Linked DNA regions of Mus musculus: regions 1, 2, 3, 4 and 5 are each linked to region 6. Evidence: chromatin loops called from intact Hi-C (ENCODE). Cell type or tissue: heart. All regions are shown on one strand. Each heading gives the region's core, and the rest is flanking DNA. Links, peaks and the distances in the headings are about the cores only. Region 1 overlaps Prag1 (PEAK1 related kinase activating pseudokinase 1). Region 2 holds the start of Prag1 (PEAK1 related kinase activating pseudokinase 1). Region 3 has its middle 37 kb from the start of 5430403N17Rik. Region 4 overlaps Prag1 (PEAK1 related kinase activating pseudokinase 1). Region 5 holds the start of Gm35021 (a long non-coding RNA gene). Region 6 has its middle 3.9 kb from the start of Gm35520.

The links. Peaks named below come from ENCODE experiments on the same cell type or tissue, not always from the same donor. Only the 100,000 strongest peaks of a DNase experiment are listed, where the experiment ranks them.
Region 1: it touches region 6 in a loop (2.8-fold over the local background); 24 of 42 quality-filtered maps call a loop at or near these places.
Region 2: it touches region 6 in a loop (7-fold over the local background); 23 of 42 quality-filtered maps call a loop at or near these places.
Region 3: a loop joins it to region 6, with 2.3 times the contacts of the local background. A loop is called at or near these places in 2 of 42 quality-filtered maps.
Region 4: it touches region 6 in a loop (2.4-fold over the local background); 4 of 42 quality-filtered maps call a loop at or near these places.
Region 5: it touches region 6 in a loop (4-fold over the local background); 29 of 42 quality-filtered maps call a loop at or near these places.

What each region holds. Positions count from the first base shown.
Region 1 is chr8:36,099,946-36,104,901 of GRCm38, forward strand. It overlaps Prag1 (PEAK1 related kinase activating pseudokinase 1), which reads left to right. Exons shown (of 6, transcript NM_172911.3): 2 at 1-42; 3 at 2,611-4,406. Among named protein-coding and RNA genes, the nearest start is that of Prag1, 7.6 kb to the left of the region's middle. In heart, for the core only: a CTCF peak has its summit at 2,072 (motif pointing left); a DNase peak (open chromatin) is centred at 1,506; H3K27ac peaks cover 1,498 bases.
Region 2 is chr8:36,092,493-36,097,448 of GRCm38, forward strand. Prag1 (PEAK1 related kinase activating pseudokinase 1) reads left to right here and starts at 2,336. Exons shown (of 6, transcript NM_172911.3): 1 at 2,336-2,496. In heart, for the core only: a CTCF peak has its summit at 2,594; DNase peaks (open chromatin) are centred at 1,589, 2,279 and 3,039; H3K4me3 peaks cover 2,856 bases; H3K27ac peaks cover 2,757 bases.
Region 3 is chr8:35,917,497-35,922,452 of GRCm38, forward strand. No RefSeq gene overlaps it. Among named protein-coding and RNA genes, the nearest start is that of 5430403N17Rik, 37 kb to the left of the region's middle. In heart, for the core only: no CTCF peak of the experiment used is centred there; DNase peaks (open chromatin) are centred at 2,175 and 2,875; H3K27ac peaks cover 588 bases.
Region 4 is chr8:36,119,860-36,124,815 of GRCm38, forward strand. All of the region lies in intron 3 of Prag1 (PEAK1 related kinase activating pseudokinase 1), which reads left to right. Among named protein-coding and RNA genes, the nearest start is that of Prag1, 28 kb to the left of the region's middle. In heart, for the core only: no CTCF peak of the experiment used is centred there; DNase peaks (open chromatin) are centred at 1,732, 2,142 and 2,792; H3K4me3 peaks cover 222 bases; H3K27ac peaks cover 2,938 bases.
Region 5 is chr8:35,723,270-35,728,225 of GRCm38, forward strand. Gm35021 (a long non-coding RNA gene) reads left to right here and starts at 337. Exons shown (of 7, transcript XR_870350.3): 1 at 337-447; 2 at 1,030-1,421; 3 at 2,163-2,248. Gm40492 (a long non-coding RNA gene) reads right to left here. Exons shown (of 2, transcript XR_870348.2): 2 at 4,414-4,633. In heart, for the core only: a CTCF peak has its summit at 2,087 (motif pointing right); no DNase peak of the experiment used is centred there.
Region 6 is chr8:36,182,073-36,187,028 of GRCm38, forward strand. No RefSeq gene overlaps it. Among named protein-coding and RNA genes, the nearest start is that of Gm35520, 3.9 kb to the right of the region's middle. In heart, for the core only: a CTCF peak has its summit at 2,310; a DNase peak (open chromatin) is centred at 2,229.

The sequences.
Region 1 (4,956 bases), core at 395-4,394, 82 kb before region 6:
GACTTGTGGACTGAAGCCAGCCTGAGCGCTGAAGTCCCAAAGGTGAGGCTGACTAACCCAGCTGGTATTTTTACAGGGGCTGTTCCTATTCTAACATATGGTGGCTGGCTGGCGGCCATGGAGGGCTGTTGGAGCAAGAATTCCTGTAGAATAGCTGCCTGTTGACTTGCCTCGAGGTTGCTACTCCCTGACAGCTGCTGTTTGGCTAGCTATTCCAACCATCTACCTTTCTATGTCTTCCTTTAGGCTAATATCTATTAGCCCAGCTACATCAGGGTTTTCCCCTGACTTGGAGACTTATAAAAGGGAACACAAAAACAAAGACAAACAGAAGCTTTAAACTATTGGCTGTGACTTTAGATATTTACGGAAGCGACAGCCATTGTACAGTGACTACCATCCACCCAGTACCCTTCCACGTGAGCCCCTGCATCACTGACTCATGACCAGTATTTTCATCGCCCCTGCACCCACTTCCCTTCCCCGTACATCGTAAAGATCATAAGCACATCTATTTCAAGGATAAAGACTTAAAAAATGTAACCACAATGCTTAGTCTCATCTAAAATATTAGCAGAAGTTCTTTATAATAATGCCTTGTCACAGCCGATGTTCACACTTGTAGCTTTTCTCCTTAATTTCTATGTGTATGCGTGTGCACAGGTGTATGGGGTGTGCGCATGCATGTACCTGTGTGTGTTCCCTTGGTCCGCCAGGTTCTCGCCCTCACTTGCTCTCGGCCTTTCTATTTGTTGTCTCTCTACTTCAAAAGATTTATTTATTTCTATCGTATGTGTATGAACACTTGGCTTGCATATGGGTGTACCGTGTGCAAAGGCCAGAAGAAGGTTGTAGATCCCCTGGAACTGGAATTCCAGATGGGTTCCTGAAACCATCAAACCTAGGTCCTCTGGGAAAACAAGTACTTTTAACTGCTAAGCCATCACGCCAGCCCCCTCTATTTTAGTTTTGAGAAACTCGCTGTTTCTCAGCCAATGAGCCCCCAGCATCTGTCTGCCTCTGTCCACTCCCCCATCCCTGGGGTTACAGATTTGTAACACCACACCCAGCCTCTTATGGGAAATTTTGGGGATCTATCTATCTATACATAGGACTTTTTGCCCACTGAGCCATCTCCCCAGCCCCCATACTTCCAGTTTTGACGTGTAGGTTTTGCCAGCTTTATCTAGGACCACAAAAAAACATTTATACCCCTAGAGGTTCAACCTTTCTTCTTCTCCCAAAAGAAGGTCTTAGGAAGGTATAATTATGGACAGGGTGTGTGGGCCAGGACTGCTGGAGGCTGCTGTCTGTGGACGTGTCTCTGAGACTATATGCCTGAGACATTCTAAGAACCCTTGTTCCATAATGACCTCTTCCAGTGTCCTGGATTTCCTCAGCCAGTGCGATACAGGGGCCAGGAAGGGTGTGTGAGTGCATGAGAAAACAAAGGTCAATTTTAACTCAAGAGAGGTTTATGTGAAGAGAGGCATTTCCTGAGGAGGCAGCAAACTACCCCTCCCCCAGGCAGGCGACACCCATTCACTCAGCCAATCTTGACACCTTCAACTTTCACCCATATAAGCCAGTGGCCCTTTGTATTCGGAATCCCCTGGGGTAAGGAGCCCCACCAAACCCTGCCATGAGGCTATCTGTACGAATGGGACCGGGTAAGAAGGAGAGGAAAGCAGAAAAGTCACTCTATTGACGGGGATGATTGACAGGTGCAATCAGCTCCCAGCTTTGCCTTATTGCCCTACTAGTCCAGCCACTTAAGTAGGTGGGAGCTGAGGTGACTGCCGGAAACTGGAAGAAAGGGCAGCTAGCTGTGTATGTGTGGCAAAGCTCAAAGGAGAACCTAGCAAAGAAGAGCCAGGGAGCCTGCACCCAGCTCAGAAGCCATCCCTTTGTCCCCTGGCCTGCACCGACTCATATGAGGTGCTTTTAAAAATCATATGGGGGTAGGGGTGTGGGGAGGAAGGCTGGAGTGATGGCTACACCCACATGTGTGCTCACAACAGATGATGACTCCAATTCCAGGAAGTCTGATGCCCTCTTCTGTCCTCCTTGGGTACCAGGCACGCACATGTAGCACTCAGAGATGCATGCAGCAAACGTAGAATAATAAAATATTTATTTTTAAAGAAGGAAAGACAAAAAGAAAAAATGTTATAGCTTGTTTCTTCGGGAATGTGCCGTAGCTGGATTATCCAGTAAGGAAGCATTAAACAAAATTTCAAACTATTTTCCATCCAGTGGAATTGTTTCGCCCAGCGCTTATGAGTCTTCACTTTTTCTGGGTTTGGTGCTGATTTTTGTTACATAACAGACGTGAGCCAAAGGCATTAGCGTCCCTGGGTGGGATGCATAGCTCAGCGTTTAGAAATAGAGACGCTTTCTGTGTGTCCAGTCGTGAAGGTGGGATGGCATTGCCATTGCTTGCCCACCCACTGTGATAGACCTGAGTGCTCGGATGGTCTTGTGTGCTGTCTGAGACAGGTGGTGACTTTTATCACTTGCCCCATACTTTGTTTCTCTTCTCCCTTCTCTGATAAAGTGTAACAAGTGTTTTTTGTTTTTTGTTTTTTTTTAACCCCTGGGGCTATTTAGGTCAATTGGAGACGAACCCCAGGCAAGCTCCTGCTCCCGAAACAGGAAGATGAGCCAATAGTTTACCTAGGCAGCTTCCGAGGACTGCAGAAGCCTGCAAGCCCTCTTGCCTGCACAGATGGCAACTCTCGTTGTCCCCCAGCCTATACCATGGTCGGACTGCATAACCTGGAGGCCCGCGTGGATAGGAACACTGCCTTTCAACCAGTGAGCTTCCAGGAAGAGAAGGCTGGGAGGGAAGAGCTGCCCTCAGCTCACGAGAGCTTTCGCCAGAAGCTGGCTGCCTTTGCAGGGATGACATCCAGCTGCCCCAAGGGCCCCAGGCCCTGCACTTCTCCACAGCCCCTGCGGGAATCCCTGCCCTCGGAGGATGACAGTGACCAAAGGTGCTCACCCTCAGGAGACAGCGAAGGTGGGGAGTACTGTTCCATTCTGGACTGTTGTCCAGAATCCAAAGATGCTGTGCATAGCACCGAGGGCTCTGGCAGACGTGGAGGGGACTGCTCACCCACGTGCAGGGAGCAGGGACCACGTACAAGACCAACAGAAGAGGAAAAACAGGGTCTGAGCTTCCCCAGAGAGTGCTGTGGTCAGGGATCCACAGCGAACCCGCCCCGCCTGGGCCCCAAGAAGCCATCCCTTAACTCTGAGGCCGCCAGCTCTTCCGATGGTCTGTCCTGTGGCAGCAGCCGCAGCGGGGCCAGCAGCCCCTTCGCTCCCCACCTTGAGAACGACTACTGCTCTCTTGTGAAGGAACCGGCCTCAGGGAAGCAGCAAGACCTCAGCGGCCACTTTCTCACCTCTGGCAAATGTGTGGGTCAAGCTGCGGAACTCCAGCCCGCCTCCCTTCTTAGGGACCCTGTGCAGCCTGAACCCATCTACGCCGAAAGCGCCAAGAGGAAGAAGGCAGCTCCGGGGCCTCCGAGGCCCGAGCCCAAGAAAGAGCAGGTCCCAGCTGGCCATAGCCAGGGCCAAGTATGGACAGGTGATACCTGGATTCAGAAGACACCCCCTAGCTGGAGCCAGGACAGGGAAGGCGCAAACCCTGCTCCTCAGGTGGCAACCACCATCACTGTCATCGCTGCTCACCCGGAAGAGGACCACAGGACTATTTATCTGAGCAGCCCTGACTCTGCCGTGGGGGTGCAGTGGCCACGTGGGCCTTCGAACCAGGACTTACAAGCCGGTGAAGAGGAGCCTTTGGTTGCGCAGGGGCTAACCTCAAGGGAGAGCCATCCACATAATGTGACTGAAAACACGGCCAAAGAGAAGCCTGCCATTCCCCCCAAACTGTCCAAAAGCAGCCCCGGAGGGTCCCCTGTGTCTCCCGCGCCCCCACTGACTGACCACAGCGACGGGAACACCGGTGGCAGCAGCGTCGGACCCCAACTTTTGTCTAGAGTCCCTGCTAACCTAACGTCTTCCTGCCACACCAATGGCGTTGCCACTGCTGGTGACTCTGCCAAGTGTCCCCCACCAGCCACCTCCTCTTCAGTCTTGGACCAGAGGCGGCCAAGATACCAGACTGGTGCTTGGAGCCGCCAGTGCCGGATAGAAGAGGAGGAGGAGGTGGGGCAGGAGTTGAGTCAAAGTTGGGGGAGAGAGTTGGAAAACGGTACCGCAGACCATTCAAACTCCTCTACCTGGCACCGTCTCCATCCCATCGATGGCACCTCTGGGCAGAACAGCAAAACTAACTCTGGGATGAGCAAATCGGCTTCCTTTGCGTTTGAGTTCCCAAAGGACAGAGGCAGATTGGAGGCATTCTCACCCCCTCCCCCACCTCCAAAGTCAAGGTGAGTACCCCGGGGCTGACATGGAAAGAGTCTTAAGAAAAAACACCTGTCTGTAGGGCCTTTCCCAGAAACCTTTGCATTTGCTGCCTCTCAGGAAAGCCTCGGGCCCATCCTCGAGTACTGCCTGTCAGGCACCAGTGTCTGCCCAAGGGCCATTGTGCACTATGTAAATTTCCCAGAGGCCCAGCTCAGCCTTGAGAAAGCAGGAACTCCTGTTTGGTGTGTGTGTGCTCTGCAAACAAACCTGGAAGCAGTGTGTGTGTGGTGGGGGACGACTGGCTATTTGAAATGAATCTTACAAAGCAAAGAAACACCAGGGGGGTTGGGGATACCAGCTCAGTGGCTGATGTAAGGCAGCAGAGTTGGTCTCTAGCTCCGTGAAAAGAAAAAGCTGGGATGGACAGATGTACAGTGACAAGAGCCCTGTGCTTAGCCTGAGTGAGGCCTGGGGTTGGATCCACCGCTTCCCCCGTGTCACAAAAGCAAACAAAACAGCCCTAGCAAATTGTTGCTCCTTTTGCTACATTCTTATAATCGACTCCCACATTCT
Region 2 (4,956 bases), core at 246-4,245, 90 kb before region 6:
GATCTGTATCAAAGAGCTCCATCCCTGAGTAGAAAACACCATGAAAAGCAAGTCGCCAGATGCAAAGTGCTGAGCACACACAAATTGCACTGCATTGCAGGGTGCGGGGTGCGGGGTGCGAGTCTAAGCCAAACGTCCACCACATGCACGAGCTTACCAGTTTCACAGGGAATTATAACACACCGAACAGCTGCAGGACAGGCACTGTGCAAGTGGGTGGTATTTTGTATACATCTTTGCCACTTTTGAAGATTTGTTTTTCATTAGGCAGGCTGAAGCCTTTTTTGCTGCCACATAGCTGGCATAAAAGGGGAAAGAAAAAGCCATGTTATGGATCAGCAGTGGCAGTATTGTGTATTTATCTCCTGTAAGCCCAGCAAACCATTTGGGAACCATTTATTGAGCAGAAATTCCAAATTAACCCTTCACTTGCTGTGCCATGCTATAGAACCACAGCGGTCTCTCTGTGTTGCAAACTTTGCTTCTTTATTGTGTTCTTTGGGTTCTTTGTGCATTAAGGATAAATTGGGTAAAGAGAGTAAAAAGTGTGGAAGTGTCTCTTATGTGCTTGGCATGGCCTTTATTTATCCTGGGAAGTGTCTATGCCCCCTGGAGAGGACTGAAAGATGTGGGGAGCTGAATGCTGAGAGCCATGAATGATCCAAAATCCCCATGAGAGGGCCCAGTGTCACTGAACTGAAAGCCCCTCTTGGGTCCGGATTGTGTTTGTCCAGTGCAAACCATTTTGTACCTGTCTGCTTGTTGGCACTTTCCCCTCTGGTGTCTTCATAAGTAGACTGGACCCCTCAGGAGAATGTAATGCTGCTGGCGCCGTTCCACCAGAGTTTTCCTTATGTACTTGTTGAAATGATTGACTGGTAGGGCAATGTGGTGGACTCTCGGTGGAATCAGGCAGCTCTTGGTTCCCATCTCAACACTACCACTTTTCACCTGAGGAGCCCTGGCAAAGGATAGGACCCTTCTGGACCTGTGTTATGCTGTGTCAAATGTGCTAACCCTGCCCTGTGACGTTGCCTGGCACGTAGTAGGTTCTTCATGAATGTTAGTACGACTCCTATTCACCTTCCTATCAGTCTTTCCGTACTTAAATGGGTAATGAGGGACATTGAATGATAAGTAAATTCTCCTTATGGTCCCTTTGCACTCCTTACATAGAAGCCACACATATCCAAAACATGTCTTCTTCCTCTTTCATATTCTATATAGCGCTGCCAGTGTTAACACCACATAAAGGCGAAGAGGGGGAGGGTCTGAGTGGTGCCTTCCTTCTCTCCGTGGAATCATCCTGATTAAGGATGTAACACCGCGCTGCCTCTGTAAAGCAAAGGGAAGCAACCAGATGTGTTGAGGGGGGGGTGCGGGGGAGGATTCCGTTTTCACTCAGGCTTGGCCCTGAGCAGTAACTTCAGTGCCTGGCTTCTTAGGGAACACCCAGGGCAAGGTGCAAGTCTGTCCTACTCAGGCAGCTGGAGGAAGGGAGGCGACTGGCTGGCCCTCTCCTGAGAGTTAAAAAAGATTTTTCGCCCGAGGAACAATATCTTGAACTCCTTGTATCTCAGCCAGTGACTCACGCACTGGAAGCGGTGTAAACACAGGTGGAGGACCTGGGTGCCCCAGCATGATTGAAGGCCGGTCCTCCAGGCCAACATTTGCATTCCACTGTTAAAACACTAAAGTTCAAAGAGATGTGCTGAGCCATTTGCTAGAGGCCTGGACATGAGGAGCTGAGCAGGACCTGAAATCTCTCAGCCAGCCCTGCTCCAGCCGGCTTGTGGTTCTCCTAGGATAACAGTACGTGGCAGTGAAGGCGCTCACGCCTCTTTCAGAGCCCACCGCCCTAGATCTTATTATTGTACTCCGGATCCCCTCTCTTCCATGTTTCGTTCTTTTGCTCCCTCCCTACCAGGGTCTCCTAGGGTCGGCTGGGTGGAGGGATGAGAATGCATTTACTCCGACAGACACACCTATCTGTGCATTGTGGTTAAGGAAAGCTGGGAGCACCAGAGATCTTCCAAGCAGAACTGCGCTGAGCTGGGATTGAGCTGGGGACGCTCTGGGGGGCTCAGCTCCAGGTCTAGGGGCGCCAAGGCTCGGGCTGGGGGCGGAGCCTCGCTGTGGCGAGCGAGGGGGCGGGGCGCGGTGCGGAGTTCCTAGGGACCTGGGCAGGGGCGATCGCCCGCCCTCCTGGACTGGGGACGAGCAGAGTGGCGGGACGCGCAGGCCCGGTGGAGACGCGGGGCAGCGGCAAGGACTGCGGGGGTGCGGCGGGAGCGGAGCGGGCGGCGTCACCCGAGGCGGAGGGGGCGGAGCCGCGATCGCAGCTGCCACCCGGCCGCCGGGCCCAGGCAGAAGTCAGCCGCCCGCGGCTGGGCAAGCACTCCGCGCAGACACGCTAAAGACAATGCTCCGAGGCGTCCGGCGGGGCAACGGACTGCTGGGTCACCGACGGCGAGGCTGCGAGACCGCAGACCCCAGGTGAGCCCACCACTCTCTCTCCAGATCCCGCCGCTTTTTGTCTGACGAACGTGGCGGCCCAGGGGCTTTCGCAGAGTCGCTGCGGTGGCCCGGCGGGCCAGCCCCTGCTGGCGTCCCCAGGGGTGACAGGCTACCGATCCGGAGCGCGTGGAGAGTCCGGACCTCGTGCTCAGGGTTGTGCCCTCGGTGCAGGTTCCGAGACGGGAAAGCTGGGGAGTCGGAGGGGTATTTTCAATTCTTTTGAGAAACGCTCGCTTTGAAACTGGGAAACTTTTCCTTGGAGTTCCGGGAAGGGTGATCGACTGCTGTAATGGTTTTACTGGTCTTGCTGGTCTGGCTGCTCTGTTTTGTGTGTTGGGAACTGCTCCTTTTGCAGTGAGTATTGTCAAAGGAGCAGAGGGGCAGAGGCCGTTCGGGCTGCTCCGGCCAGACCCGGAGGTGACGAATTGGGGGTCCAGGGAAGCCACCTTTAGGCTGCAGCTGATCTCTGAAGGAAGGTGCTATCTGTTTGATGAACCTTGGTGATCATTCCATACCTGGAGCTAGCTCCCAACCTTTGCTTGTGATGTCCCCTCTGCAGCCGGGCGCACACACCCACATGCACCCACATGCACACGCAAGCACGCTTACCCTTGGAAAATAGAATCTCTGCTTGTGTGTGAGTCCTGGGAATGCGAATGGAGGCGGCTGAGCAATTCTCAGCCCACAGCGCTCGCTCACTGTGTCTGTTCTCCCAGGTAAAGCTCAACCATGGTTTTGCAGAGCCTATTGTAGAGCCCAAAGGTCTAAGGCTGAGGAGTTTTGCAACGGATTCAGTTCAGACTCAGGTTGGAAAGGCTTAACTGATCACAGTTCTCAACTCTACCTTACAGCCCCTTCTGAGGAGATTTGACAGGAGGCCCCAGAGAAAGCAAGTTGGCTTTCCTAGGGTCCCTCAGAACTTTGCTCCCCTTATTGGATCAGACTGCAGGCTTCAAGTCCACACTCCTCCTACTATGATTGCTCAGAAAGTAGAAAATAAAAAGATATGTAGATACCATTATATACCCTCAGTGCTGGGGCTGGGGTGAGGTGGGGTGTTAGGGTAGTCATGTCCTGCTTTCTCCCTAGACCACGCTGGCTAATGGAATATAATGCATTAATCTATATACTTTCCATACATACTATACCTTTGGGGGGTTGCATTATTATTTTTTTTTTGTAAAATACAAGAAGCAATATTATTTAGATGGAAAATTGTGGAATTCTATCAAGTAAGGCATGAGCAAATTTGGGTGCAAATAAGAGGGGTTTTGACCTGAATACTTAGGATCTGGCCACCCTGATTCTTCGGATTCTTTTTGAGATGGGGGTGGGAGTGTATCTGACAGCTCAGCCTTGTAAATCGTAGCGCCCCGAAGTTTGCAGAGGCAAAGCTCTGTTATTGTGACTTGGATCACAAAGAAGGCTGCGGATCTTTTCCTGATCTTACACTTGCAGCCTCTCACTGAGAAATGGGATCATTTGCATAATTCTGCACCTACCCTCTGAGGTAGGCATGTGAGAAGGTGCCATTCCCAGGCTGTGCAGAGCTGGCACTACCCAGGGCTCTCTCTACTCCTGCTCTGAGAGTCATTTGCATAGTTCATCATCTTTTCCCTGAAAGCAAACAGGAGACAGTTCCAGGCCTAGAAGGGCTGCTCTAGCTCCAAAGACAAGCTGGGAATGTCTGTTTGCAGAGCCTAAGGAGCCAGTTTTAACAGGACACAATGAGTCAGTGACAGTGGGCAGCCCGGGGTTTCCTTTGTTACTCATATTCAGCGACTTCTCTTAAAGATACTCTGTGTTTCTGGGCAGTTGTGTGACCCATGTGGTGGTCAGCCTGCAGGAAAATGTCAGAGTTGTGGAAGAGAGCAAAGGAGTGCCCGTGAGTGAGTGAGTGCTCTCAAGGTAGCTTCTGGCAGTACAGTACAATAATCAAGAGCCTACTGAACTCCCCAGGCTGTCAGAAGCTGATGGCAAAAAAAAAAAAAAAAAAAAAAAAAAAAAGGAAAAAAAAAACCACACACAAAAACAAACAAAAAAAATGGAAAGGAGGGAGGAGCCTTACAAAGTGGGGTGTCTGGGTGTTCTGGATTGCCTGTTAAAGAGGAAATGAGATGAGGCCACCCCAAATTTGACCTGTGTGACTGTGTGCAGCAACCTCTGAGGAAGCCATTGGATGTCATCCCCACAGCTCCCCCAGCCTGCCCTGGAGCTAGCTTCCCAGGAGCCCCACACAGCTGTCTCCCCAAAGCCCACTGAGGGTCACTGGAGTCTTGCCTACAGTAGACATGGGCCCGCAACGTGGCTTTGCTGTGACCTGGAAGGTCTAGTCAGGCTTCCCATACAAATCTGGCCCTTAGAATGGCAAACTCAACTTCTCTGAAGACTAAAACAAAACATTTCCTCCACCCACCCACTCTCCCCCACCCCTCCGCC
Region 3 (4,956 bases), core at 349-4,348, 260 kb before region 6:
TATAGGTTCTGTGACACAAGCCTGCTGGCTTAATCTCTGTTTGTCACAATCCACTGAAGGGTGGAAAGAGAAAACTGACTCTGATGTCCAAACATGTGTTGTGACATGCACACTCTCATGCATTCATGCATACATACATAAGAACAATAATGTTTTCAATTAAAAAAAAATGAAGTCCCACTCCTCTTGGACGCTAGCCAGTACCAGGGGCTTGGTGGGAGCAGAGTACAGATTAAAGGGACTCAGTATGGGGTTGTGTGTGGCCTGTGTTGGGTCAAGGTCCGAATGGGGTCATAAGGTCACAAGGTCACTACACTGATGTTGCAACTGATATCCATTCCAGGAACTGTCCGTTTCCTTCTGGAAGTTTTGTTTCACCCTAAATATTACTTCTGTGTCTGAGAGAAGCAATGGTTGGTCCCTCAATGTGGGTTTTCCTTGGAAAACCAAAAGCAGCCATGGTCTGTGGCATCCTCAATTCAGGCTTTGTATCTGAACCAGCTTGGTATTAGAACGCACCCTGAGAGACACTGACAATCCATGAATTCTTAGAGTGAACTTTCATTTGAACGAACTTACAAACCTTAGAACAGAATTGAGAAGTAAAATGTGAGCACAGAGTATTTAATTTTATCTTAACACTAACTAGACACAAACACACCCTCGATTCCTAAGGCTAGGAAGGGCAGAGCAAAGGTAGGGTAGACTGTGACTAAGGGCAAATTAGACGAAAGGCACGGTTGGCTCATGCAAATGTATCTGCGCAAAATTAAAGCATTTGACAACAGTGTCCTAGAATCGAGGAATAGCTTAGGTTGACTGTTGTCAACCACGGCTTAACTCTTGTCTAGTTTGCTACAGACAAATCCAATGGCTTGTCATTTTAATAGGATCAAAATCTTTCAGGAGCTCCTTGGTTCTTTGACTTCAGTATTGTGGGGCTTTAAAGAGCATCTCTGGAATACAGACCTGCTGTCCTCTAGTTTAGGTGAGGTGTGATGACAGAATCACATTGCATGTGATGTGCAAGATGTTGAAATTTTCCTGCCCTCATTGAGAATCCAGTACTGAACATTCCTTATCTGCTTTGCATTCAGAACATGCATCCTCTTACTTAGTCTACACACAATAACTCGGGGTCAGTGTCAATTATTATTATTCTTTCTTTCTTTCTTTAACTGAGTGGATGAGGCTCAGAGATTGCAATTCAGTAACCCAAGTGTGGTTTACAAGGCTGCAAGTCCAGACAAATAAGCAAAGCCTCGTTCTTTGTTCTCCATGAAGCAAACTCAGTTATGTGCCTGGAAGCCTGGATTCCATGCCCGGATCTACCAGTGTCTGAAGACAACCGAGACTCATTCTGTGTTTCTACATGACGTGATACCTCCTTCTCCAAGTCATTGAGTATCTTTATAAGTAACATTATTCTAATTAACTCAGATGTTCTCCATTTCATACTACTACTACTACCAGATTCTATTTCAATCAGTCACAGTTGGTTTTGTTTGTTTGTCTTTTGGTTTGCTTGTTTGTTTGTTTGTTTGATGTTTGCTTTTGGTTTTTGGAGACAGGGTTTCTGCCTGGCTGCTCTGGAACTCACTCTGTATGTAGACCAGGTTGCCCTGGAACTCACAGGGATCCATGTGCCTCTGCTTCCTGAGTGCAAGGGTTAAAAGCATGTGATTTCTATGTTCTTGGTCCTTTTCTCCCAGAGTATGGTACACACGCCAGAGGCTTTGCATCAAGCCCTTAGGATCATGAAGCTATAATGTATTTGTTTGAGATTTCTGGAGATTTTTGTTATTGTTTGACTTCAAACACGAGGGAGAATGAAACAGATAAATCAATTACAGTTTAACTCCAAATTATCCTCACTCTAGCAAATGTGTGTGTGTGTGTGTGTGTGTGTGTGTGTGTGTGTGTGTGTGTGTGTGTGTGTGTGTGCCAGTGCACAAAAGAAAGGCCATGTGGTGACTACACTCTTCTGGTGGATGTTATCAGACCACAGCCCAGAGGGGAACCAGTACAGTAGTTCACAGGCCATTTGATCAACACGATTATGGGTGGATCTGTTTTGTTCCAAAAGATGAGAGCGGGCTGAGCTTGGCTTCTCACCTGTGGTCCTGAAAGCTGATAAACACTGGTAAACAATAGAATCCGTTAACTGGGCGTTCTCCTTGATCTCAGGATGCTCTGGCCTCACAGTCTTCCTCCGAGGATCCCAGGCACAGTTGTGTTTGTTTGCTATGAGCTGAAGCTAGGACGCTTTCAGCTTCCTCAGGAAATCTCTAGAAATCTCATTTCCCCTTAAAAAAAAAAGCAAGCCAAGAGATTCATATTTGGTATCAAAGCTTAATTTTAGCCAGTGCATGCCTATAATCCCAGTACAGGATTGAGTCAGAGGCAGCCTGGGCTACAGATTATAGTGAAAGACTGTGTCAAAACCACTAAGTGAGCATTATATGCAGTTGTTAGAAATGGATGTTAAACAAAATTTTGAGCTGAGTCCAATCTTATCCAAGAATGGGGTTGAGCATGCTGACCTAATTAGAGCCCCCAATGTCCATCTCTCTCACAGACTTGTGACATAAGACAGAACATGTAATGTTTTCTTTCTTTTTTTTCCTGTTGCTTTTAACATTATCCAACGAGATAAACAGAAGCAAGCATCACCATTTTAGGAAATTCCTGGAGATGAATGTAGCAGCAGTCAGACACGGTCGCTGATGGGAACACAGGCAAGTCTGTGTCTCCCATTATCTGTCACAAAGGTGATTGGCGTCACAGATGCATAATCTCACAGGGATAGCTGTACAGCTCCCAAGGAATGAGATGCCCTGGAGAAATGAGTGCCCACAGGAAACAGCACCACCAGCATCCTTGAGTGTAATTCTGACTAAGCTTTTTTTCTCATTAATCATCGAACCGAGTCTGTGTCCGGATCCAGGCTACAGTCAGTTGCAGCATACATTCCTGGCTGTGATAGGAAGGTCTGGGCCAGAGACTGTGGGAAAGAGTCAGCTTGTACCCAGGCAACAGGGTCAGGTCAAGAATTCACCTCCTAGACCCCTTGAATATGCAGCCTTTGTGCTAATAGTTCAGACTGGTAGAGAACACTTCCAGGGAAGTTCCCTGTTCGAGGGAGGGCCAGGCTGTATGGTGTGTGTGTGTGTGTGTGTGTGTGTGTGTGTGTGTGTGTGTGTGTGTGTGTGTGTGTGTGTGTGAATCCCCCAATAAGGGAGTGAAGTCACAGGACCAGTGGCTGTCTGGGTTAGTGTTCCATTGACAGTGTTTGCAAGTCATTATCAGGGGCCTCCAGGAATCCATGAGGACACACTGTGACAAGGTAGCAAAATTTATGTCAGGAACAAAATGGTGCTAAAGTCCTTAAGCAAGAGTACATGGAACACATGAAGTTATCTTACCTCCTCTTTCTTTTATTGCAGCTAAGAGAAGCGGTGGTGGTTTGCCAAGGTAGAGCCTTGTTCCGACTCCCATCAGCCTTTGCTCTGGGTCTGAGGTTTCTCGTGGCACTGCCCAACCATAGAAGACTGAATTAGTCAGGACTTGAACTCCAGACATGAGTTTTCCCTCCCCTTTGAATTCCGGCAGTGATTGCCTTTGTGCCCTCGTCTCCTGGTTGCATCGCTCTGTCTCAGCATGGATTCTTTGCTCTGCTCTGCCCTCCCATCTGGCTCTGATGTCCGATGACTGTTGTGACTGCTGGTGTCCTGGGACATAGAGTGTTTTTTCTTTGCTTGCCTCTTTCTTGCCTTTCTTTCTTTTTCCTCCCCACCCCCTTTGATATTATTACATATTGCCAGGCTGATCTTAAACTCAGATCCTTCACCTTCAGCTCCCCAAGTGCTATGATGAGGCGTGTACCACCACCCTTGACAAATGATACTAACTCATCTCTGTCTGTCTGTCTAATCATATCTTTCATCTATCTATCTATCTATCTATCTATCTATCTATCTATCTATCTATCTATCTATCTATCTATCTATCTGTCATCTGTCTGAATCTGTCTCTTCTATCTCTGTCTCTCTGTTTTTCTGTCTCTCCATATATATATATATATATATATATATATATATATATATATATATATATATATATATATATGGAATCCAGAGCTTTGATTATGCTGAGTACCTCACAGCCAGTGTAGCAGGAAGCACAAGTTAATGGCACATGGTTCCCGTTGCTTAGTCCAAGTTGAAAGCTACTGTGCCCCGAGTGCTTGTGAATACAGGTACACACGGACATGTCCTGCCCTCTTCTACCCACTGTTGGCAAAGGTCAGGAGTTGCTCAGCTAAGAGTCCAATGTCCTCAGAGGAAGAGATGGGCTCTAGGAAACCAAAGAGTAAGCGAGTGGAGAAAACTCCACAAAATATGGAATGTGAAGCTGAGTGTTAAAAGGGGCCTCTACAACAAGGTGGTGACAGGTGACACTCAAGTCTTAGTAATCTAAAGCCAGGTTTTCCACACCAGACAAGAGCAAAATCCAGCATCAGTAAACAGAAGCGTGGAGAAAGTGCCTTAAGACAGTATGTGTGTGTGTGTGTGTGTGTGTGTGTGTGTGTGTGTGTGTGTGTGTGTGCGTGTGCATGTGCGTGTGTGTGCATAAGCACTCAATAAATAGTAGTTGTGAGGTCAAAGGTTAGAGTAATAGCATTTGTGTTCTACCTGTGACTAGGTGATCGTGCCCCTTAGAGAAGCCCCCCCCCTCTCTGTGTGTGTGTGTGTGTGTGTGTGTGTGTGTGTGTGTGTGTGTGTGTGCGTGTGTGCGCGCGCTTCACCATTTTTTCATGTTAGGACACGGAGAGTTGAAAATCAAGTGTTTTGATGTCCTATTTCCTGCATTTAGATTTCAGCCCTGCTATTTGCCAACTGCATGGCCGTAAGAAAGTGACCCTGTCTGGGTCTCACATAGTGGGTAGTAGACCCT
Region 4 (4,956 bases), core at 561-4,560, 62 kb before region 6:
CTGTCTTAAGGAGAGGGTGTCTTCTCCCAGATGCCAGGGAGATATTGAAACAGAGGCAGATAAACTGAATCAAGATATTTACTCTGTGTTCCAGCATGCCCTGCCTATGACTTAGCCCTGCAACCAGGGTCTGGTTTGGGTGTAGAAAAAAGCTTGTTTTACATGAAACAATTAAAATAATCTAACCAGGTTTATGCAGATATGGCCAGCCAGGTGATTCCCACAGTTCCATGTGAGTTCCAGAGAGAGGGGCTGCCTGAAGACTGGAATGTGGGGCAGGGGGTTGTAAGTAAGGGGAGCCAGTGCACACCTAAGGGTGGAAGGCTTGAAGGAGAAAGGAAAGCATTCCTCTCTGCCTGGACAGGGAGAAAGGAAGGAAGTGCTGGGCACTTTGGTGACCAGGAGAAGATGAATTTCATTTGAAAAATGAATCTATAAGGGGAAGGGGTAGTATATTGACCAAAATGGTGTACCTCTTTGTATAGGTGTGTGTGTATGTGTGTGTGTGTGTGTGTGTGTGTGTGTAGGTGGGGAGGGTTGTATTGTGAGGGTGTGGTTAGATGGAGATGGGGAGTGCATTGTGCAGACCAGGGGTCAGTACTGGGAACCTTCCTCTATTACTTTATTATTATTATTATTATTACTACTACTATTATTATTAATTATTATTACTTCGAGTCAGAGTTTCTTACTGAACCTGGGGCCTAGCTGCATTAGTTACATGTCTGTTGTTATGTTAAAACACCATGACCAAGGCAACCTAGAGAAAAAAGGGATTTATTTTAGCTTACGGTCCCATAAGGGTAGAGTCCATAGTGGCTGGTTTGGAAGCATGGGGCAGCGGGCCACAGGCGTGATGGCAGGAGTGGGCAGTGGAGGACTCTTATCTCGAAGCACAAGCATGCAGCAGAGAAAGCTAACTGGAAATGGCCTGCCTCCAGTGACATACTTCTGCAAACAAGGCCACACCTTCTAAACCTTTCCAAACCGCTTCACCCTCTGAGGATCAAGTGTTTATCTACGTTAGCGGGTCAGGGGGCATCTCTCAATAGAAGCACTGGCTTAACCATTCGCCTAGATCAGTGGTTCTCAACCTTCCTAAGGCTGCAATCCGTTAATACATTACTTAGTTTATATATTACTCCTTATGTTGTGGTGACCCCCCCACCATAAAACTATTAGGTTGCTAATTCATAACTATAATTTTGCTGCCGTCATGAATCATAATGTAAATATCTGATATGCCCCGAGGGGGGTTGTGACCTACAGAGAAAACCACTGAGTTAGGTGGTCTTCAAGCTCTGGAATCCACCTGCTTCCATTTGCCACTGCCCAGCATGGGGTTATAGACATATACCAGCCTACCCGACTTCTACCCTCTGGTGTTTTCTAATGTGTTTGTAGATATTAGAGGAGAATATTTCAAAATGAGCATGCCAAAGAAAGCCTGTGATTTGTTCTTCTGTCCCGTGCAAGTGACAGAAATATGGCAAGCAAGATAAAGAATCCCTGTGGGCACTCGGTGTAGGAGTCTGCATTCAGCTGTCGCAATGATAACATTGTTCTAGAAAGAGTCTGAGCCAGAATTGCAAGACGTTCTAACGTAACGACGTGGCTTGTGTTCTCCCTAAAATAGCTTGAGAAATATTTTCCTACCATTTGCAGGTTTGTCGAAGCACAGGGGTTATGCCGATCCCATTCATGGTTGCATCCTCCAGCAACACCCAGCACAGAGCAGGCAACGTGTGTGTGTGTGTGTGTGTGTGTGTGTGTGTGTTGTCAGGGATCTTAGAAATGCTACTGCAGATAGACAGCAAGGAGAATGTGTTGCAATTAACTCGGACATCTGAAAGAAACTCCAAAAGGGGTGTTTCTATCTACCAAGCAAATCTGAATGACTTAATTAATTTTCAGAGAGGGGGGGGCCTTAGTACTAGAAAGTAAGTAGAGAAACGTAATGTATTTTTAGAGCCGGCCAAAAAAGACAATTGGTGATTAAAGGCGCGGGTCAGAGGCAGAGCCGTCCCTGCTTTCCTGTGCTCCCTCAGGAAGTGCATTTTATAGAAAAGTCAGAGAGGAACTAAGGGAAGCGGAGCTGGGAGCTGGGGACTCACAGCAGTAGAAGAACGCACTCTGGACCACAGCTGGAGCTCCATGCTACCTGAAGTCACTGGCTGGCTTGAAGTCACTGGCCGGCCTGTCCCGGGGCTTGCCAGGCCACCCTGATGAGGATCACATCTCCGGCTGGGGGTTAGCATGGTAAGAGCTGTGTGTTCACTGGTCATTGAGGCATTAGCCGATGGCTCGAATCTGAAGCCAATGCTGAGTGGTTTTGAAAGGTGCGCAGAAATGTTTAAGAGGCTTCTACTTCTGGGACAGGAATGTTAGTCTTTTATAAGTTCTCTCATTAGGTCTTTGACATGTTATCACTAAACTTAAAGGGAGATGTGATCTATTCTAGCCATTTGGTGGTGTGTTTGTCAAAATTAAAGGAGTTTGCTTCAAACGCCAATACAGGGCTTATTTGTCTTTTCAAATGTGTAGCTACGGAGGCAGGAAGCTCTTGGCTAAGTGTGTAGGAAGTAAACTAAATCCAGCTGGGAGAATGAGTTCGCTTCCTCAGTCACACTGTGTACTGTGCTGTCACCAGGGGCGGCAATATGAAGCTGAAGATACGGCCTCATGCCACACACTGGCACATGGCCTCCGTGAAGGATTGCAGCCATTCTGAAAGCTCTCATTCCGGAGACTCTGAGGGTATTTTTAGATGAGGCCTGTCCCCATGAATGAGGAAGTCTGGCAGATGGCTCTTCCGGCTGATTTTTTTTTTAAGCTTTCTCCCAGCGTAGTGTAGAGATCACTCTTACAAAACTTCGCTCTCTCGGGACAATGGAGGGAAAAGCCATTCTGAAAGCACCCGGTAGCAGCTGCAGAGTGAGATGTGGTTGGGTGCCGTGCCACCGAGTTCTGCGTTTCTACACAGATCTGCCGTGACCTTGCACACAATGGACAGAGGGAGTTGGGAAAGGAAGTCTGAGCAAGAATAGGTCGTGTGTCACAGCACGGAGCAGACATCATGGGGCTTATTTCCCCCACCGAAGAGGAAAGACTAGTGTATGTGGGTTTTGTCCATTGAAGTTACTTCCTTAAGTCATGGGACGACAGATTTCATTTGATAGAGGGTTTGCACCAGCTTGGGGAATCAAAATCAAAACAAATCAAATTATCGTTATTAGTGGAGCCTTGTTATACATGGTTAACCCACGCCTGTTGGCGCTTGGCCTTACATCTGACAGAACACTCTGCTGAGGCTCACAAGCTACCTTTGGGATTTTAAGCTTTTTATTTTTTTTCTCAGAGAGTCTTAAGAAGTCTGTTGCACACACAGACCGAAGAATCAAAACCGTCTTGATTGTAAGACTGGGCTTTGATGGCAAGCTTGCCTTTCATTTTAAAATGTGATGTGGTTTGGCTCATCCCCTGATTAAAGTGGCAATCTTCAAAGAGGTCAGGTGGCCCAGGTTCCCAGGGTGCCAGCTGTTGATGCTCTTCTGGGAGCACCATCGCTTCTGGGAGTTGGATGCTCTTTTTTTGGTTTTGTTTGTTTGTTTGTTTGTTTGTTTGTTTGTTTTGATTGGATATTTCATTTATTTACATTTCAAATGCTATCCCTTTTCCCAGTTTCCCCTCTGCAAACCTCCTATCCCATTCCCCCCTTACCCTGCTCCTATGAGATGCTCCCTCATCCACCTACCCACTCCGTCCTCACCGCCCTAGCGTTCCTCTACACTGGGGGATCAAGCCCTTACAGAATCAAGGGCCTCCCCTCCCATTGATGCCAGAAAAGGCCCCTTCAGCTCCTTTAGTCCTTCCCCTCACTCCTCCCTTAGGGTTCCTGTGCTCAGTCCAATGGATGATTGTGAGCATCCACATCTGTATTGGTCAGGATCTGGCAGAGCCTCTCAGGAGACAGCTCTTGTCAGCAAGCACTTCTTGGCATCCAAAATAGTGTCTGGGTTTGGTGTCTGCATGTGGGATGGATCCCTAGGTGGGGCAGCCTCTGGATGACCTTTCCTTCAGTCCCTGCTCCACTCTTTGTCACTGTATTTCCTTTAGACAGGAGCAATTCTGGGTTAAAATTTTGGAGATGGATGGGTGGCCTCATCCCTCAACCCGGGAGACCATGTGTTACCTCTGGATATGGTCTCAACAGGTTCTCTTTCGCCTTTGTGGGGTATTTCAGCTAATGTCACCCCCGTGAGGTCCTGGGAGGCTCTTGCTTTCCTGGCATCTGGGACTTTCTGGTTGCCACCCCCAATTCCCTATCCTCCATTGCTACACACCACTGTTCAACTTCCTGATCCTCTGTACATCTCTTGAGAGCTTATTTGCAGCTGTGGGCATGAAACCCAGGGCTTCATATATGTGGGCAAGTGCTTTATCATGGGGTGGCATCCCTGCCAATCCTAACATTTTACTGTGTGTGTGTGTGTGTGTGTGTGTGTGTGTGTGTGTGTGTGTGTGTGTGTGTGTGGAGAGAGAGAGAGAGAAAGAGAGAGAGAGAGAGAGAAGAGAGAGGTATATCAGGAAGTATGTCCCCATTTATACTGAAGCACTCCTGAGGCCTCTTGAATTTGAATTACTGATTGGAACCTGAAGTTCCTGAGAATTAAAGACAGGGAAACAGCAGGCTAGTTTCAAGAAGCCACAGATTCTACCTCTGCCTCAGCTATGAACTTTTATCCAGTCTCCTCTTGGGTACCTCTGTTTTCTGTGCATGGGTGTGCATGTGAATAACAACAACAGCAATAACAATGTGCCGTGTGTCTATAGACTGAGACTCTAAAGAGGTGACTTCTCCCTTACATGGGCAGGATTCAGAAGGACTAACACCCAACCTCAGCCCAGATCTAACAAGCACGGCTTTCCATGCACTGATTCTCTCGAGGGGGAAGC
Region 5 (4,956 bases), core at 393-4,392, 460 kb before region 6:
ACAAATATTGTATTTTCTCTTTCATAAACAAATGCTAGCCTTGTTTTGCGTTGTTTGTTTTGTTTTTGTTTTTTTGAATGCAGAAGTAATGAGGTCCTGGAGTTTATACCAAGATTCCAGACCGATTCCAAATGAAGATCCTTTAACAACACTGACCACTCCCAGCAACCCGTAGAACCAAGGACGACTTTCACTTTCAGAAGCTTTTAAAAGGAAAGGACCTTAGACTAGAAATGATGCCTTACTACAAGGTGAGTATAACTTAAGGCTGCTGCAGAGTTTAGCTCTCAATAGTGCTGCATCGGTAGCCCCAGGGCCCGAATCTAATTGCTAGTAAGTAATTAGCAAAGGTGTTAAGATACAATAGTTTTCTTGTGAAGGACTACACTTCCCAGCTTCCTTTGCGGACTATGGAAGTCGCTGCTGCCCTTACACATCCCATCCTCTGTAAGCATTTTAACCTTCTCACCTAAGGTCAAACCAAGCTTCTCTTTCTTTCTGCCTCCCACCTCTCTTACAGCTGCCTTAAATAATGCAACAGGATATGAGGCTGTAATTAAGTGAAAGGTTAGCGAGAAAGACAGACAGATATGGGAATGTGCGACTTAAGATGGCGCGGGCCTTTGTTTGTGGGGAGGGAGGAAGCCTGCAGAGGGGTCTCTGTAAGATTAGAGCTCACAAGCTGAGGTAGTAATGGGGCAGAGAGGGGGCTGGAGGAAGTTGAAGTCTCCTTTGCTGGCCCTGCTGTTGGCTATGGGGTAACCAGTGAGTTACTAAAAGAATGTCAGGCGATTGATAAACATCTCTGGAGGCTGGCCATTACTTGGGGTCCCCAGGGCAGGACAGTGAAGAATGTAGAGAAACGAGTTACTTTAGGAAGCAAATTACCATAGTTTCGGGGAAGTGCCACAGTTTAACCAAAATGGAGGGTGGTTTACAAAGTGTGGCCCTGGCTAATGCTCAGGTTGGTTCCTGCCTGGGATGGCCGAAGAGTCGCAGGGGCGTGTGGGTAATTAATTCTCTGTACAGTGACAGCATCTGGAATCTGACACTATGAAACTGGGGCCTAAATTGCAATGGTCATCCCGCGTGGTAGAGATACAGGGAATACAGAACGCATCCTAAGGAAAGCTGAACCCAGTGGAGCCAGCCCAAAGTGATGCAGCGCCATCCGGATGCCACCTCCATGAAGCCCGCAGGTCGGACTCACAGCAGAGGGACTGGTGTTTGCCTTGCAGCTTTTCTCTCATTAATATTGCCTTTCCATTCTCATGCCCTCCCTACTTGAAAAGGGTATGTTTGCCACCAGCTATGGGAAGCACGTGACTCGAGCTTCACTTTCACGGTTGCTCGCGGCTAAGACGTAGCTCTGAGTTTCAGAAGAGACTCTGGATTTGGATTTCTGAATGGCGTTGGGACTGGTAAGACTGCGACTTCTTTAAGTTGAGCTGAGACATTTCCTCTTATGAGGTAGCAGTGAGGCTATGACAGCTAGGGGGGATCGTTAAGGTTTGGGTATGCAATGCCCGTTATGGGTTCACGGATTTGAACTTTTGGTCTGGAGCTAGTGGAGATGATTTGGGAGGCTCTGGAACCATTTGAACTTGAGGCCTAGCTGGTGGGCGTAGGGCTCTAGAGGTGGAGCCTGAGAATTACTGGCTCCCTGCTTCCGAGGGGTCAGCACCATGTTACAAGCGGCTGCTTCAGGCTTCTGCCACTATGGGCGGGCGTGGTCCCACTACCGTGCCTTTCCCACCATGACCAACTGTGAATGTGAACGAAAACTAAACCATATCCTTTCTTAACGTGTCTTTTAGGTGTTTCGCCTCAGTGAAAGTTGCCTTTCTTTATTAACTTAGCCTAATAAAGCCCAGCTGCAGAGATATTATTTTTTAATCATAGAAGAACACAAATCCATTCTCTTTTGAAGTTATTGCTAATTTCTTAGATATTGTCAGTTAATCGGAGAACAGATCTAACCTGTACTCGTGGAGAGTGGACATGCCCTTTGGTTCATCTGCAACAGAATGCATGTAATGAACGTGGCCAGTAAGGACATTAAGTATTAACGTCAACGTGCAATGTTGAGATTAGTCTGTAGGTGGCAGCACAAACTCGGGGATGGGAAATAATGCCGCCGGCCCCCCCCCCCTTCGTTTTAGTGACCTCAAGAAGACCTGGATACCGCGAAAAGACCGTGTTTTACCAGATTCACTGCACCATTCGAAATCTTCTGAGATCATAAATAGTAAGTTGAAAATATATTTGTGTTTCTGTATTATTCTGCCTTCAAGATTCAGACACCACCACCTGCAAAGACACAGCTTGCCTAGAGAGGACGTCAAAGCGCTTGGGTTGAAATTTCACTTTATTTAATGTTATCTGTCTTGTGTATTCTTGATGTACCTTTACCTGTCCCTGAAATTTCAGATTTCCTGTGAAAATGTGTATGTGTGTCTCTTGTAAATAGCACTGAGTCTTATATCTTCTTAATTCAGTCTGGAATCTTTCCCGCCCAACTTTGCAGTTCAGGCCCCCTGCCCCACCCCGCCCGGGTTCTCAGTGTATGTGAGAGCATAGATTTCCCATCTTCCTCTTTACTTCATAATTTACATTTATCTCATTCACCATTGTTTGTACTTCCTCATTTCTAAATATCCTTAAGCTTAAATGGGGCCAGAACTTGAAAAAAATTCTTCTGATAACTGAGGGTGGGATAGGGTGATCTATACCTTTAATCCCAGCATTTGGGAGGCAGAGGCAGGTGGACCTCTGAGTTCAAAGCCAGCCTGGTCTACATAGTGAGTTACAGGACAGCCAAGGCTACACAGAGAAACCCTGTCTTGGAAAAACATAAACAAAAACAAAAATAAAAAGCCCAACCCATCAACCAATCAACCAGCCCACCCCCTTCTCTTTCCCTCCTCCCCTCTCAAGCAATACAAACGTCATGGCATGAATCCTTCGTTTTACCTTATACTTGAATGTGTACCGTCTCTCTGAGCATGCTCATTAATCTGTCTGCCCCGCAGGACAAAGAATTACTCCCAGGCTCCTCCCACCAGTGGTGAAGATGTTCTGAATGCCTCTGCTTTCTTATTTTCTCTCCCACCCCTAACAAGGACACTTTATTGGTAGAACTGGGGAATCCTCACCATACATAGTTTTTGTAGCTTTTTTGGAAGCAATATTATGATTAAGAAAATAAAAATTACATGAAGAATATTTAGTGATTATAAACATTTTTGCTAGTTACATTTTGTTCTTTGGAAATTTTGTACATGTGTATAATATGTTCTGATAGTTCTCTCCCCTAATATTTATTTTGTGTGCATGGGTGCTTTGTCTGCATGTGTATTGGTATGGGACATGCATGCCTGTGCACCTTGTGCACCCATGGGTCTCTGTACTCACTTCTATTTGCTGCAAAGAAAACTTCTCTGATTAAGGCTGAGAGTAGCCTTTGCCTGTGGGTATGAACACAGATGATAATTAGTATTCTTTTTTGAGATATGGTCTGACTATGTAGCCCAGGCTGGCTTGGAACGTGCTATGTAGGGAGGGCTGGCTTTCAAGTCACAATTCTCCTGCTCCCGTCTGTCATTCTGTCTGTCATTCTCTCTTTCTCTCTCTCTCTCTCTCTCTCTCTCTCTCTCTCTCTCTCTCTCTCTCTCTCTCTCTCTCTTTCTCTCTCTCTCTCTCTCTCTCTCTCTCTCTCTCTCTCTCACACACACACACACACACACACACACACGAGTTATTTTCTGAGCCATTTGCAGGTTATCTGTATATATCATGATCCTTACCCTTGAACAATTCAGTGTGTGCCTTCCTACAATGAGTGATGTGCACAGAAGAATGGTCAATTGATGATGATGTCATTTCCCACCTGTGGCCCATGCTCACCATTTGGAAGCTGACACAGTAACATCCTCTTTGGCACTGGCCACCCCTTTCCTGCTCAGGGTCCAGTGTGGGGTGAAGAATCCCTTATTTGTCATGTCCCTTTTAGGCTTCTTTAATCTGTAGTCTCCCGGGCATGAATTTGTTGTACTGTGATTAAATAGAAGTATTCCTTCTTAGGTCGTGTTTCCCTCCATGATGCAATAAGTAGCAATGATCTGTTGTTGCCTTGAGTGCTATGTGTAGAGAGAATCTCTATTGTACTGCATAGACGAACCACCTGTCAATAAAAAGCTGATGGCCTATTAGCAAAAGGCAGGAAGTAGAAGGTGGGAGTTCCTGTAGGGAGAGGGAACTCTGGGATAGGTTCAGGCACAACAGATTCTTCACCCGGACTGTGAGGATATGGATGTATGAAACTGAGGAGATAACCAGCCATGTGGCACACATAGAATGGAATAAATGGATTTTATAAGTTACGAGCTAGTGGGGGAATGAGCCACAGCTTATGGATTAAGTGTTTATTCATAAGTAAATAAGTCTTAGAGTCGTTATTCTGTGAGCAAAGAGGCCAGATAGAAAAGCTTCAGGCTACAGCTATGTCTGTCTTTAGGGGATGGCCAGATCTTAAGAGTACTGCCTTGTGAGTGGATTTGTGCTCTTATCATGATGTCCATGGGAGATGCCTTGTTCCTTCAATGTGAGTTGGCTCTCACCAACAATGAGTCTGCTGGAGAGAGAGAGAGAGAGAGAGAAAGAGAGAAAGAGAGAGAGAGAGAGAGAGAGAGAGAGAGAGAATTGAGAAAGACGTTACGAAGCATTCCTCCATGATTTCTGCTTTAGTTAATTAACCCCCCCTTTTGAAGAGGGGGAGGGGGTGGAGAAGGAGGAGGAGGAGGAGGAGGAGGAGGAAGAGGAGGAGGAGGAGGAGGAGGAAAGACTGGTTTGTATATAAGGAGCAGAGGGCTTGAGAAACCATGAGGAGACTTGGGTGAACACAGAGCCTCTTCTATAAGTACCCATTTCCTGGAGGCCTTCCTTTGGAAAGCCCAT
Region 6 (4,956 bases), core at 756-4,755:
GTGCTTCCTGTGAGCCTCGGGGTGCCATTTTCATTCAAAACACCCCAGAGGTGTATAAAGACTTTCTTGGGCAGACCAACATGTTCTCTGTGCATACAGATAGCCAACCAGATCTAACATAGGCGAGACCCAAACTTTTTCATATGCCTAGAACCTGAGCATGGTGAGAATCCCACCTGAGAACCTGTCACAGCGCTGTTCCTCCTCGGTGACAAGCTTAGTTTGAACGAAGAAAGATCTTGCCTGGAAGAAAAGGCAAGGCGTGGCTCTCTCTGTGCTACTCATGGTTGTGGTGGGACTAGGGGAAAGTAGAAGAGATTCTGCGAAATGTTCTAACCACAAGGGTATCAAAAATAGAATGTTTGCTGTATGTGTGACTTGAAAACCACAGGTTGAAATTTGACGCTCTTAGCTGATAGGTTCCTTTGGGTGGTCTCGTTCCCAGGTTACTTGGAGATTGATCAGCCTCTAAATCCAACTTCCCTCCCAGGTAAGAAGGAAGACATAGGCCACTGAGCGGAAGATCCAGCAGAACCATGGCGGTAGCGTGTTGTACAGAGAGGTGGTAGATATTGGAGTTATGCCTAATCCATTTAAAGGGAAAGTACAGTGGTTTGGGAGGATGGCAGCGAAGGGGAGGCTATGAGTGCTGGCTGGATTGATTTAAGGAAGAGCCAAGTGAGAGCCCAGTGTGGTGTTGCATGCCTTTACAGTGAAAGGCAGGCTGACCTCTGTGGGCTTGATCTACACCGGGAGTTCGAGGTCAGCCAGGTCTACAGAGAAAGACAGAGAGAGGGAGAGAGAGAGAGAGAGGGGGAGAGAGAGAGAGAGAGAGGGAGAGAGAGAGAGAGAGACACAGACTCAGTGACTGGATATGTATTCTGTGAAGACAGAGTTGTTGGGAGTATACTGATGGTAACACAGAGAACCATGGAGACATCCCTGTCCCTGAGAAATATGGGGAACAGAGAAAAATCAGTCTAACAGTCTCGATATACTTGAAGGAATCCTGGCACATTGGAGTAGGAGAGGAACCTCTGAGTCCAGGGCTCTGCACATCTTGATTGATGGACAAAGCCTGCCCTTCCCATGATGCTTCCCTAGCTTAGCCCCACCTCCATACAAGAGTGAGGTCCTGCAGCCTCAGGGACACCTCTGGAGAACTTGGTTCTAGTTAAAGACAGCTAACTATCTTATATTGAGCGTGGAATGCCACTTCAGTCCTGGTCAGATAATTTCTTCTGTTAAACGAGAACATTTAGACCTGTACATGTTAGGTGATATTTAGAGCTTCTTCATCTTCAAATATCTGGAAGCTAAATTGCAAATTAAAAATACAGCCTTGGTCACTTAAATGATTTTGTACCAGAGTTTGAAGCTAGGGCATTACACATGCCAAGTAAATATTCTACCACCGATCTATACCTCCAAACCCATGTTAATCTTTTATTTTGAGGCAGTCTTGTTTGATATGAGTTCACTCTGTAGCCCAGGCAGGCCTTGACCTTGTGATCCTTCCTGCCTCTTGATCTCAAGATGTGTGATGACAGTTCTGTGGCACCAGGTCCAGGTAGAACGTTTTGAAAAGAAAATAGCTTTTGAGTTGTAACATTGTTAGGAAAAATGTTTAAAGTGGGGGGGGGGAGAGGAGGAAAGGGGAAGAGGGAGGGGGAAATGAGGAAGAGGGGGAGAGGGAGGGAGGGAGGGAGAGAGAGAGAAATATGGGGAGGAGGGAGGAAAGGGGAAGAGGGGGAGAGGGAGGGGGAAATGGGGAAGAAGGGGAGAGGGAGGGAGAGAAGAGAGAAGGGAGGGAGGGAGAAAGAGAGAGAGGGGGAGGGAGGAGAGAGGGGGGAGGGAGGGAGAGGGGGAGAGGGAGGGGGAGAGAGAGAGAGAGAGAGAGAGAGAGGCGCGGGTGGTGAGGTGTGTTCACTGTTTAGCCTTGACTGTCCTGTAACTCACTAGTAGACCAGACTGGCTTTGAACTAGGAGATCCACCTGCCTCTGCCTCCTGCCCACATGCTGGAATTAAATATGGGTGCCTCCATGCCCTGCCTTTGCCTGGACTTTTAAATATCTTAATCTCCATCACACACGGGATACACCACATTTCCTTTTCAACCCTGGCAGCAGTCTTTCTCACACTCCCTCGCATACTTGAGTCACCTGTGGGGGTTACAGAGCAGCTCTGACTCAGCAGACCAGGGCAGGGCTGGAGAGTCTCTGGCCCCACCAGGCAGAGTACGCATGCACCAGTCTGCGCCCACGCTCCTGCAGCCTGCTCGCTCTGCAGTGTCAGTAGACCTCTGGTGGCCACATTCGAAATGTGCATTGTTACACTCGATTTTTTTTTCTTTTTTCTTCTGAAAATATTAAATGCTATGTCTCCCCAAAGCCAGCAACTCTACCAGTCTTGTTATTGGCAAAGCAAACAGGGTTTGTTGATTTGAACTCTAACTACCACAGTATTGAAACAGCCAATGTAACATTAGTTTGGACTCTTGATTTAGGTTTTGGTGTCACTCCAGAGAGGCCACATAGCCAGTTAGTGATCATCAAAGAAGGGGCACGCTTAGTCTACATAAATATTAAAGTGAATGTACTTTCTATAAAAGAATACAGGAAAGCAGTCCAGTAGAAGGCTTTATGTGGAGTAATGAATGACTTAAAAGGGCCTTCTTTATTAGTATTGAAAAAGAAAACCTCAGTCTTTTAATTTGACTCACCTTCTCCTGCCAGGGGTTGCCTTAAGTTGTATTTCTTATTAGGTGTTCTCTAATTTAGCCCTTCTATGAAGCAGACTAACCTGCTCTTTAATTAGAAAAATCGAGAGCAGTTTTATAGTAATTTTAAATTTCTGGGTTTTTTTTTTTTTTGGCTAATTTCCATCTATGCTACTGAAACAGAAAACAGAAACGCTGTCCACAGTTCAGATGAGATGTGTCTATCAGCATCCGAGAGACTCCGTTTTAAGAAACACTGCATTTTTTTCCTGTTTTTCTTCTAGCTGCAAACATTTTTTTTTTAATTTCGAATGTCAATAGACATATTTCCTGGTCCTGCCATGTACTTAGATAAATGTTCCAGAAGCCAACTCAGTTTTTTTTTTCCCAAATAACCAGAAAATGACTATCACTCTAGAGTGGGAACATCTGGCCCAAGAATGTTCACGATCTCTTAGCCCCAGGGCAATCCAACTGAAAACTTGTAAATTAACATCAATCTTAACTTGACTTTGATGGAAACTTCTCGTTTTATGCTTGAGCCGACTCAGCAGAACACAGTCCCCTGCAGATGCCGGGCATCAGTGCATTTGCTCATAGAAACTTCCTTGAGTGGAGAAATGTCCAGTGCTCTTGCGTAGGGCACATCAAGTGAGATCCCAGGGTGCTTTGCGATTTTTGCTGACTTTTCATAATCTTAGTAAAGTGTGTTGCTAAGGTTTCAAAGACGGGTGCTAAAATGAGTTTTCTTTTTTAAATTAATTTATTGATTTGTTTATTTACATTCCACACACTGCCCTTCTCCCAGCCCCCCAGAGTCCCTCCCTCTATCCCACCTCCCCTTTGCCTCTGAGATGGTGCCCCCCCCCATATCTCCCTACTCTGATGCATCAAATCCCTGCAGGATTAGGCACATCCTCTCCCATGAGGCCAGACAAGGCAGCCCTCTGCTACGTATGTGCCTGGGGCTTTGGTCCAGCCAGCCCTTGTATGCTCTTTGGTGGATGGCTCAGTTAGAAGTTTTATATGCTTATTTAAAACTCCTTTTCAGCCTTATAAAATAACCTGGCACTTATGAGAACTGTCTGTACAGTCCAATTCAAATGTTTCTGGTTGGAATTACAGTAGGAAAGGTTTTTCTTAGCACAGGTTTAATGAGATACATAATAAATGGTTAGGTATAGCTATTTCTACATCCATAGAGTCTATAAAGTCACACATGCCTTTATATGAATCTGTGAATCAGGGATCTGCCTGTGGTCGGTGGATTTAACCAGACTTTACCTGGGAAGAAACCCTGAAGCCACTAGTTTATCCACACTAAGCCTTTCATTGTATAGCAAAATGTCTGCAGGACGGGCTACTGTGCCTACAGGCAGGGTTTGCTTAATGTTTGACTTTTTCATTACAATGTGATATAAGGAAGAACGGAGCCTCAATAGACGCCTTTCCAAATAAAGAGCTCTTTATAGTTAGTTAGACTGCACTTTAAATTTCAACTTAAGGCTGAAGATAAAAGTTGGATCTAGAATGTTTGTCCCGTGGTCGCTAAAGCCCTCTGCTTGACACCCTCCATTGGAAACAAAAGAGTTCTCTCTCTGATAATTCTAATCCCCCCTCCATTCATGTCTTTCATCTTGGGGAGTTCCATTGCGTGAAGGAGCCAACATAAAGGTAATTATCCAAGTGAATGTTCAAGACAGAGTTGAAAGTCGAAGCGCCCCTTGCCACGTCTTAGCCACGTCTTAGCGACACAGCAGAGATTCAGTATTAAAATAAAGACGTAGCTCACTACCAAAAGCATGCACTTCAGACAGAAATCTGAATACTCAGGCTTTCTCATATGTGTGATAGCACCCTAACAACACACATACACACACACACACACACACACAGTATGACAAGACACAGAAAACATTTGACATTTCTAAACATTTTGGAATCCATGAATTCAGACATTAATAAGGCCAGAGACATAAACCAGGCCCCTCTGAGACTGGGGTGGGGGAGATCTCTTCTTTCAGAAAGGAGTGGCTCACACCAGTCTGGGATTCTTACACCCCAAATATTAAACCTTGCACTTTGGTTTGTTATAGTTACTGATGTCTTTAAAAAAAATCAGAAATATATTTAATATACACCTTGCACCTAATGTGGGTTCTAGTAAATTCTCCCATGGCCTGGAATCACTTTCATCAGATTGCGGGTCCTCCTACTTGGAGCTCAGCAGTTTTCC